Linked DNA regions of Homo sapiens: region 2 is linked to region 1. A link is an interaction called in ENCODE POLR2A ChIA-PET data of the cell type or tissue named here. Cell type or tissue: HepG2. All regions are shown on one strand. Each heading gives the region's core, and the rest is flanking DNA. Links, peaks and the distances in the headings are about the cores only.

Region 1 (5,367 bases), core at 169-5,168:
TGCCTTTACTCCAGGTGAGCCCCAGCCTGGACCTGGTGAAGGGTAGGAGAAGGGTTCCAGAGGAGGGAGGCAGGGGGCACCCATGAGCAGAGGCAGCAGCTGAGATGCAAGTTAGACAACAGAAAGGATTTTCTAGCACTTGTAAGGAAGCAATACAGCTAAGGATTTCCTCTGAATAGACGGAAAACGCAGCAGAGGGCCTCAGGAATATATACTGAGGCCAGAGCAGATTCTGTTTCCACCAAGAGGCCCACTGTCCCACCTAAACCATTGCTCTGAGCAACAAATCCCCCCTGTATGAATCCCAGGGGTTCAAGACTAGCCTGGGCAACAGAGGGAGACTGTCTCTGAAAAAGAAAAGAATTGGCTAGGGCTGAGTCTGTGGCTCCTGCCGTTCCCTTCTCAGCCCCCTCTATCCTTCCTTCTCCTGTAATCCCTGTGACCTCGCTTTCCTAGGAATGAAGGGTTCAAAGATGCTTTCCAGCTTCTCTGCCCCCTCACCCCTGTCTCCTTCTCAACTCCAGTGCCTATGACCCCCCCAGACAAATCGCCATCAAGTCCCCTGCCCCTGGTGCCCTTGGACAGTCGCCCCTACAGCCCTTTCCCCGGGCAGAGCAACGGAATTTCCTGAGATCCTCTGGCACCTCCCAGCCCCACCCTGGCCATGGGTACCTCGGGGAACATAGGTAAGGAGACAGGGAAACCCACTGCTCATGGGCCCAGGTGTTTTTTCAATTCCTGAGTGTTCTCCATAAAGACTTGAGCTGTGGGGTGGTAGAGGCAGGGGGCAGTGGAATAGAAAGGGAGAAATACTGACACCCCAACCCCCTACCCCCCATTCCGGAGCCCACTCTAAAAGCCTAGGAGTAACAGGCTCGAGGAAGGATTAATTTAAAGTTCTCTTCTCTTCCTTCTCCATCCAACCACATCCAGCTCCGTCTTCCAGCAGCCCCTGGACATTTGCCACTCCTTCACATCTCAGGGAGGGGGCCGGGAACCCCTCCCAGCCCCCTACCAACACCAGCTGTCGGAGCCCTGCCCACCCTATCCCCAGCAGAGCTTTAAGCAAGAATACCATGATCCCCTGTATGAACAGGCGGGCCAGCCAGCCGTGGACCAGGGTGGGGTCAATGGGCACAGGTACCCAGGGGCGGGGGTGGTGATCAAACAGGAACAGACGGACTTCGCCTACGACTCAGGTAAGAGACTGGGGTGGGGCAGGGTGGCATGTGATCAAGTGTTCAGTTAAGCCCAGAATGTCTCCCGAGTTTTTTTACATTGCTGTTTACCATTTCATACATCCAACCCACCCACCCACTTTTTTTCTTCATAATTTCAAAAGAATGTTATTTTTCTTTCTTTTTCTTTTTTTTTTTGAAATGGGGTCCTGCTCTGGCCCAGGCTAGAGTGCAGTGGCACGATCTCTGCTCACTGCAACCTCTGCCTACCGGGTTCAAGCGATTCTTGTGCCTCAGCCTCCCGAGTACCTGGGATTACAGGCACCAGCCACCGTGCCCGGCTAATTTTTGTATTTTTAGTAGAGATGGGGTTTCGCCATGCTGGCCAGGATGGTCTCGAACTCCTGACTTCATATGATCCATCGCCTCGGCCTCCCAAAGTGCTGTGATTATAGACATGAGCCACCTCACCCGGACAAATTATTACTTTTCAATGAGCAAACCTATATTCAGATTAAAAGATAAGGGGGGCCCCCGGGGCATGGTGAGTCATCTGTAATCCCAGCACTTTAGGAGGCCATGGCAGGAGGATCGTTTGAGCCCAGGAATTAGTTCAAGGCCAGCTTAGGCAACAAAGTGAGACCTCGTGTCTATTTATAAAAAAGTAAAATTAAAATAAAGGGGGATGTAGATCCTGCCCTCAGGTAGCTTGTGACTTAATAGGGAAGTTAAGGCATTTATTTCTATTTAACAGGTGTTTGAGGTTTTAATTACCTATTAAGACCAAACTACTGTGACAGGAACACGAGTGTGCAGAGTTGGGAAATACAAAGATGAATAGGATGTGTCTGGTCCCTATCCCCACAGAGGCTTAAAAATACAAAGGGATTTGAATGAAGAGAAACATGAATTTGAAACTAGCCAGGCTCATGGTTCTTGCTAGTTCTCAATAGGAGGGCAGGGTTTTCTTGTTTTGTTTTGTTTTGTTTGTTTTGAGACAGAGTCTTGCTCTGTTTGTTTGTTTTGAGATGGAGTCTTGCTCTCTCGCCCAGGCTGGAGTGCCACTGGGTTCAAGCGATTCTCATGCTTCAGCCTCCCGAATAGCTGGGGTTACAGGTGCCCATCACCATGCCCAGCTAGTTTTTGTATTTTTAGTAGAGACGGGGTTTCACCATGTTGATCAAGCTGGTAGAAGCACAGGTTAATATGTGGCTTACATATTTGAGCCTCCCAATTGATGTATGCCCTGGCCAGAGGCAAGGGCAGAGGAAGTAGGGACTTCTTTAAATTCTAGTTCCACCTGGCTGTTGACTGGAGTGAGATGCACTCACCTGTGTTCATAAATAGCTATAGTTCAAAGCCTCAAGGGCCGAAGGAGGGCCAGTCCCAGGAAGGGTCCAGAAAACCCTGCCTTTTCTTCTTTCCTCCTGGCTTTTGTTACATTAGTAGCCCTAGATCTGAGTTTATTAGAGTAGGCCCAGAGCTAGCTAGAACTTTAGAATTTCCCTTTTTGTGGTGCCCACAACCGTTCAAGGGCAGGGGGATGAACCACAACCCCCCAGGCTGTCCAACTAAGAACCGGATGGTGCTCCTGTCCTCAAATCCAGGGCATAAGCCTGAGCCAGGCTTGGCAGTGAGCTGGGGAGAGGAGGAGGGAGGCACTCTTGCCGCTGACCTTCAAAGGCTGTAGACCGGAGGGGATTGTGTTACATGCCCTTGAACTCCTGCCCCTCCCCCCAGCTACTCCTGAATGGAGTCAGGAATTCCATTCACAAAATGGAGGCATGAATGAGCCCACCCTCCCGCCTCCTCCCGGAGGTGTCATGTTTCACCATCTTCTCATTCATAGGTGGGAGTGCAGTGGGGGGAGGGCGGGAAGGGGTTGGAACTTGAACGGGTGGCTTCACACAGCCGCCTTCCCGATGTGGAGTGGGAAGGTTCCTATCCTATGGAATGGAATGAAACGAAGTGGAATGTGCTCTGTTAGACCTGAAAAAACAAGGCCCAGTGCCCACTGCCTCTTCCCCAGGTGCATGCAGGCGCACGCTCTGTTTCTGTCACACACACACACACACACACACACACGCGCGCGTGCACAGGGCTGGGAACCTGACCTGCTGACCGGACATTTTTGTCCATTCTGAGGGAGTCTTAGGCGTGGACACCGAACTCTTTCCCCGGACGTTCATCTCACCCTCCCTCCTCCCCCTGAACTCGCAGGAAACAGCTGCTCCCTGGCAGCTTGGGCCCTTCAGAACAGCTTGCCCAGCCCCCGCTGCTGCCTTCCATGGCCTCAGCCGCAGCCCTCAAGTTGAGGAGGGGTTCCAGCATCACACTCCCTCTGGGTGAACTTTCCCTGGGATTTTGTGGTTGGCAGGCAACCTGGGCAAAGAACAGTCACCAGGAAGCAGGCTGGAAGGAAGAAATTCTTGAATGTGGATAGGACTTCCTCCTCCCCTGCCCTCGAGCTCCACCCCAAGCCACTTCTCACATCACCCCTTCTTCCCCCACAGATGTCACCGGGTGCGCATCAATGTACCTCCACACAGAGGGCTTCTCTGGGCCCTCTCCAGGTGACGGGGCCATGGGTAAGGCAGCCCCCCTTCCCCTGCCAAGCCCTCCATGTTGGGGGAGGGAGCGCTGCCATGGGGGAGGGTCTCCCTGGCCAGGAGTCCCTCTGGACTCTCTGGGGTCTCATCGGTGAACCCCCAGATCTGAGCAACCCCCAATTTCCTCCACAAGGCTATGGCTATGAGAAACCTCTGCGACCATTCCCAGATGATGTCTGCGTTGTCCCTGAGAAATTTGAAGGTCAGAGAAGTGACTGTTGATGGGAGGGTCAAGGTCTTATCACGCTGTGTCCCTGCAGGAGTCACATCACGTTTCATTGTTGCAAGAGGGTGGGACCCATAGAAAAGTACCTGGGGAGACCCCTTCGAGAAATCCCTCGGGTGGGAGGCGGTTGCTTGGGGGACCAAAAGACACAAACCCCACACCTCCTATTTTCGTGTTCCCCAGGAGACATCAAGCAGGAAGGGGTCGGTGCATTTCGAGAGGGGCCGCCCTACCAGCGCCGGGGTGCCCTGCAGCTGTGGCAATTTCTGGTGGCCTTGCTGGATGACCCAACAAATGCCCATTTCATTGCCTGGACGGGCCGGGGAATGGAGTTCAAGCTCATTGAGCCTGAGGAGGTGGGCCTCTCGGATGTTCCCAGCCCTCCTTTCCAAAGTTTACAGCCTGGAGGTGGGAGAACCTGGGAAATGGTGGCACGTGCCTCCATCATGATTCTTGCTTTACCTAACCTGAATTCTTGCCAAGCCTAAGTCTGTGGGCTGATGCTTTGTTGCAGAGCTAGCTTGGCACTTTGCACCAAGAATCTCAAGTGCTCTTTCTGACCTTACCCCCATTTTTTCCTCTGCCAAGGTAGCATCTCTACCCCAAAACTGTTTTGTTCCCAGGTCGCCAGGCTCTGGGGCATCCAGAAGAACCGGCCAGCCATGAATTACGACAAGCTGAGCCGCTCGCTCCGATACTATTATGAGAAAGGCATCATGCAGAAGGTGGGGGCTGTGGGTCTAGGGACAAGGTGGTGGGGGGCAGTGGCTGTGAGAAGCTGACTGGGGAGAGGGTCAGCAGGGCAGTTCTCAGCAACTTTGTAGGATCAGATAATGAATCAGTCAGAGAGACAAGAAATTGTGGAGAATCCCAAGGTTCTCCTCCCCCAAAAAAGTGCAACACTGTAACTGAGAAGCCCAAGCATGGAGAAGTTGAGATGAAAAAGGAGTAAGAACTGTGAAGGGAGAGTCAGCTTCTCAGGAACCAGCATGGGAGAGAAATGCCCCGAGCATCTGCCTGTACTGGTAGAAGGGCCACATTCCCCACTCCCCCACCTTACCCCATACAAAGGCTGGGCGGCTAGCCAGGCTGACCAGACCTTCTCTCTCCCCATAGGTGGCTGGTGAGCGTTACGTGTACAAGTTTGTGTGTGAGCCCGAGGCCCTCTTCTCTTTGGCCTTCCCGGACAATCAGCGTCCAGCTCTCAAGGCTGAGTTTGACCGGCCTGTCAGTGAGGAGGACACAGTCCCTTTGTCCCACTTGGATGAGAGCCCCGCCTACCTCCCAGAGCTGGCTGGCCCCGCCCAGCCATTTGGCCCCAAGGGTGGCTACTCTTACTAGCCCCCAGCGGCTG
Region 2 (5,367 bases), core at 226-5,225, 150 kb before region 1:
TGGCAGAAGCAGAGGCTACAATGACACGGGGCCATGAGCCAAGGAGTGCGGCAGGCTCTAGAGGCTGGAAGAGGCAAGGACCAGATTCTCCCTGGAGCCTGCAGAAGCACTGCAGCCTGCGGGCACCCCGCTTTTCAAACTTCTTCCCTCCACAACTGTCATAGTCCGTCTGTGTTCTCTGAAGCCACTTGGTTTATGGCAGTTTGTTACAGCAGCACTAGGAAACTCACATAGTGTTAGAAGGAGAAGCATTGCCAGGGAAACTGCACCTGGCAGTGTAGGCTTCCCTCTGTACTCAGTGCTAGGGAGGTACCCTTACCCTGAGGGTCACCCCAGATCACCCCAGAGTCATGTGGCTCCTCCTCTCCAGAGGCCACAAGGCCACCACCCCCTGCCTGCTCTTCCCTCATTCATGACGTTCTCACCCTCACGTGCTGGGCTGCAGCGGGGTCTCCCACTGTTTTCTTAGTCCCCCAGACTCCTGCAGCTTTTCTGCAGCCTGACCTCCTTCCAGATGGTTTTCCCTAGTACCTCACCTTTCCCCATCCCTCCTCTCAAAGACGCTAAGGAAAGAGCGACTTGCACCCAGGGCTTTTTCCCGCAGCCCCTCCCTGGTTCTCAGCCACTGTCTTCGGTCACCTCTCACTGCCTCCGGTCACCTCTCACTGCCTCGGGAGCCTCAGAACACCAGCCTCCCCTTCCCATCTCCGCTCTGGGGGCCTGCTCCAGTCTGGTGATTCCTCTCTCCATCTCCCAGCACTTGGGGACAGTTATGTCACTCAGAGAGCTCCCAGGGAAGAACCTGAAGAACAGACCCAGATAGAGGGGAGAGAGGGCAGTGGAACCTTATGGAAAAAGGGGCAGGTAGCCAGTGGCTGTGGTGCAAATGTTCTCGAGTGTGGCCCCCGGCCTGCCTAGCCTGGCTGATGCTTATTAAAAGTGCATATTCGGCCAGGCACAATGGCTCATGCCTGTAATCCTAACACTTTGGGAGGCCGAGGTAAGCGGATCACTTGCAGTCGGGAGTTTGTGATCAGCCTGACCAACATGGTGAAACCCCATCTTTACTAAAAATGCAAAAATTAGCCGGGTGTTGTGGCAGACACCTGTAATCCTAGCTGCTTGGGAGGCTGAGGCAGGAGAATCGCTTGAACTCAGAAGGCAGAGGTTGCAGTGAGCTGAGATCACACCACTGCACTCCAGCCTGGGCAACAGAGTGAGACCCCGTCTGAAAAAAAGAAAATGCATATTCTGGCTGGTGACGATGGCACATACCTGTAATCCCAGCACTTTGGGAAGCTGAGGCAGGAGGATCACTTGAGCCCAGGAATTTTAGTCCGGCCTGGGCAACATGTCGAAACCCTGTCTCTACAAAAAGCACAAAAATTATCTGGGTGTGGTAGCACACACCTGTGGTCCCAGCTACTCAAGAGGCTGAGGTGAGAGGATTGCTTGAGTCCAGGAGATTGAGGCTGCAGTGAGCTGTAATCAGGCCACTGCACTCCAGCCTGGGCAACCAAGCAAGATCCTGTCTCAAAAAAAAAAAAAAAAAAAAAAAAGGCCGGGCACGGTGGCTCACGCCTATAATCCCAGCACTTTGGGAGGCCAAGGCAGGTGGATCACGAGGTCAGGAAATCAAGACCATCCTGGCTAACACGGTGAAACCCCATCTCTACTAAAAATACAAAAAATTAGCCGGGCGTGGTGGCAAGTGCCTGTAGTCCCAGCTACTTGGGAGCCTGAGGCAGGAGAATGGCATGAACCTGGGAGGCAGAGCTTGCAGTGAGCCGAGATCGTGCCACTGCACTCCAGCCTGGGTGACAAAGCAAGACTCTGTCTCAAAAAAAAAAAAAAAGGTCAGGCTTGGTGGCTCATGCCTGTAATCCTAGCACTTTGGGAGGCCAAAGCAGGCGGGGCTGATCACCTGAGGTCAGGAGTTCAAGACCAGCCTGACCAACACGAAGAAACCCCATCTCTACTAAAAATACAAAATTAGCCTGGTATGGTGGCACATGCCTGTAATCCCAGCTCCTCAGGAGGCTGAGGCAGAAGAATCGCTTGGACCTGGGAGGGGGAGGTTGCGGTGAGCCGAGATCGCACCATTATACTCCAGCCTGGGCAACAAGAGCAAAACTCGGTCTCAAAAAAAAAAAAGTGCATATTCTAGTTGGGCATAGTGGCTCATGGCTGTAATCCCAAAAATTTGGGAGGCCAAGGTGGGAGGATCTCTTGAGACCTGAAGTTAAAGATCAGCCTGGGCAACATCACAAGACCCCAACTCCAGAAAAAATTTAAAAATTAGCCAGACATGGTGGCGTGCACCTGTAGTCCCAGCTACTTAGGAGGCTGAGATAGGAGGATCGCTCGAACCCAGAAGTTTGAGATTGCAGTAAGCTATGATTGCACCACTGCACTCCAGCCTGGACAACGAGACCCTGTCTCTAGAAAAAAAAAAAAAGGCACGTATTCCTGGACACCCCTCTCACCAATAAACACATCCTTGCCAGAGCAGAATCTCTGAGAGTGGGCCCAGGAGTCTTCAGTCTACCATGCTGCTGGGATGTGTCTTATACAAAAATCAGGAAGTAGGCCGAGCACAGTGGCTCGTGCTTGTAATCCCAGCACTTTGGGAGGCCAAGGCAAGCGGATCACCTGAGGTCAGGAGTTCGAGACCAGCCTGGCCAACACGGTGAAACCCTGTCTCTATTAAAAACACAAAAAATTAGCCAGGCATGGTAGCGGGCGCCTGTAGTCCCAGCTACTCGAGAGGCTGAGGCAGGAGAATTGCTTGAACCCAGGAGGCAGAGACTGCAGTGAGCCAAGTTTGTGCCACTGCACCCCAGCCTAGACAACAGAGTGAAACTCCGTCTCAAAAAAAAAAAAAAAAAAAAAAAATCAGGAAGTAGAAAGAGAATGGACTTTGAAGTCAGGGAGCTCTGGGCTGAACTCCTAGCTTTCCCCACCTCCTAGTTGTGGGAATGCTCTTTATCTTCTCCAAACCTGTGTTCTCTTCCATAAAGCTGGGGGCTCTGATCTGCATGTGGCGGGAATTATGAGGATTCAGATAAACAGGGAAAGCACAGAGGCAGATGCTGCGGACGCCCTCCCGCATCTTCTGGGGGTCCCCTCATCCTGGAGCCCAACGGACCTAACTTCTGACAGCCTGAGGGCCCCTGGGAGTGCTGAAGAATGAGTGTCCCACCCACTCCATCCAGCAGCCTTAACAAAGGACGGGGATGGAGTTGGTGTATAAGTACCCGCTCCCTCATCCTTCCAGTGGGATAACTCTGAGGTGCAGGTTCCATGCTGGCTCCTGAGTTTCCCAGCAAAATTAAGCTTCCGTCACCCGCCGGGGTGCCCTTCCTGACAACACGCCCCTGTAAGCTGCCTTCCTTCCCTGGGTCACCTCCCTACCCTCCTACTGGAGCTTCCTGTGAGCATCCCTCAAACAAACAACTTGCCCTCAAGTACTTGTCTCAGGTCAGCTCCTGCGGGACCCCAGGCTAACATAAGCCTGGCAGCCTGGAAATGAGCCTTTTTTTTGAGACAGTGTCTTGCTCTGTCGCCCATGCTGGAGTGCGGTGGCACAATCACAGCTCACTGTAGCCTCAACCTCCCGAGCTCAAGCCATCTTCCCACCTCAACCTCCAGAGTACCACCATTCCTGGGTAATTGTTCTCTATTTTTTGTAGAGACGGGGATTTCGCCATGTTGCCCAGGCTGGTCTCAAACTCCTGGGCTCAAGGGATCCACCCGCCTCGGCCTCTCAAAGTGCTGGAATTACAGGCAGGAGCCACCACGCCTAGCCGTGAGTTCTTTTTCCTCTCCTCGTCTTTGACTGTCAGTGTGGAGACCAGGTTGGCCCAGACCAAGCAAAGCCACCAGAGGGCCTGGATAGTGCTGTGGCTTGCAGGGATACATAGACACTGATGTCCGGGACCCAGCAAGGACAGTGTCCCCTGACTGTAAGGATGCCATCGAAGTCCCAGGAAAGGCAGCTCACCCTTCCCTTCCCCAGATCCCCAGTATCTGCTAGTCAGGAAGCAGAGCTATAGGCCCATCCACAAGAATCCCCTAATCCCACATCCCTCAGTCTGAAATTGGCCCTAACCACAACTTTCCCTATCTTCATCTTTCTTTCCTAGTTCCTCAGACACAAAGCAAACAGCCACTTCCCCGCTCCTCAGAGACACCTTGCCTCTAAATCTTGAAACTGCCAAGCCCCAGCTGGCTAGGCCACTGGCCACATGAATTCTAGTCCCCAGGGGCACTGAAGTCACCTCCCAGAGAAATCCCTATGATTTCATCTTCTATTTAATCTTTATTTCTCCTCATACTTTTCAGAACTTCAAATAATTTCTCGTTTGTAGTAACTAGGAAGCCATAAATCGCCCCTTTATGTCTAAGGAAAATCAATTGTTATTTGACATTTTACCTTAATATTCCCGACTTCCTTCAACTGTAATAAAGCTTCCATCTGCCTTTTATTTTACAGGCAATTAGTAAGTCACCTTTTTAAAATTTCTCCACATTTTCTATCAAATGAATGCTAGGATTGAAAGGGGAGAGCTGTTTTATGGGATTGAACTCACTGAGTAGAAGGGATTTATCTGTAGCCTTCGAGGTACCAACACTCATTAATGGGTTTTATTGATTTGGGGGCTTTTTAACCCTTAGCAATAATACAGGTGTCACCTGCCCAAGGCAGTTGGGAGGGGGCAGGGATGCTGGGAGGGGCTGTGAGGGAGTCCACACATTTCTGAGCCCTGGGCCCAAGCTAGAAAGGCAGAGAAATGAGATCTAACCCTTTGAAGTGTGATCACGCTCAGTGCAACCACACCCTCAGAGGTAAATCATAGCCCAGACACCCTCTTTTTCCTGGAGACAAAGTTGGAGTTTTTTGGGTTTTTTCTTCAAATTACCCAGGGGAATGCAATGCTTTTGCACCCCTATCATGGGATCAAAAGAAAGAGGCCCATTGTTGGGGTTCAAGGCCCTGGGCTTGGTCTGCCTCTTTTAGCCCTGGGGTTGTGGGCAGGCCAGGGAAGGAACCTCTGAGACTCAGTTTCCTACGATGTGAAGTGGAGAGAAGAATCTCCTCTTTAGCCACCTCTCAGGGCTGCTGGTGTTCGCCCCCAGACCACGTCTGTGAGAAATGCTTAGAAGACTATGCAGGGCGTAAGAAACTACATAAGGAACCAATGAGAATCCTAGTCACAAATGGAAACCTCAGTCCACAAACTCCAGAACGAAACCTTCCTTGCTTTTCTAGAACTCATCTTATGGGTTCTGTACCCCCCATTGCCTGGGCTGGTGGAACTCTGGTGCCAGTCTTTCCCTAGCAATTTCTCCAAAACCCCCCACGGC

Evidence for each region. Peaks named below come from ENCODE experiments on the same cell type or tissue, not always from the same donor. Only the 100,000 strongest peaks of a DNase experiment are listed, where the experiment ranks them.
Region 2: POLR2A ChIA-PET joins it to region 1 with 16 read pairs; 5 of 35 experiments call an interaction of 5 or more read pairs at or near these places.

Annotation. Positions count from the first base shown.
Region 1 is chr17:43,528,506-43,533,872 of GRCh38, reverse strand. It overlaps ETV4 (ETS variant transcription factor 4), which reads left to right. Exons shown (of 13, transcript NM_001079675.5): 6 at 1-14; 7 at 525-686; 8 at 934-1,199; 9 at 3,692-3,766; 10 at 3,921-3,989; 11 at 4,197-4,369; 12 at 4,637-4,738; 13 at 5,130-5,367. The coding sequence ends at 5,354. It also overlaps a transcript of DHX8 not described here. Among named protein-coding and RNA genes, the nearest start is that of ETV4, 15 kb to the left of the region's middle. RefSeq lists an enhancer at 4,737-5,278. In HepG2, for the core only: no CTCF peak of the experiment used is centred there; DNase peaks (open chromatin) are centred at 1,736 and 3,002.
Region 2 is chr17:43,682,979-43,688,345 of GRCh38, reverse strand. The region is part of intron 3 of LINC02594 (long intergenic non-protein coding RNA 2594); the gene reads right to left. The region is part of intron 1 of LOC107985085 (a long non-coding RNA gene); the gene reads left to right. Among named protein-coding and RNA genes, the nearest start is that of LINC02594, 21 kb to the right of the region's middle. In HepG2, for the core only: a CTCF peak has its summit at 3,888 (motif pointing right); a DNase peak (open chromatin) is centred at 2,955; H3K4me3 peaks cover 389 bases; H3K27me3 peaks cover 2,509 bases.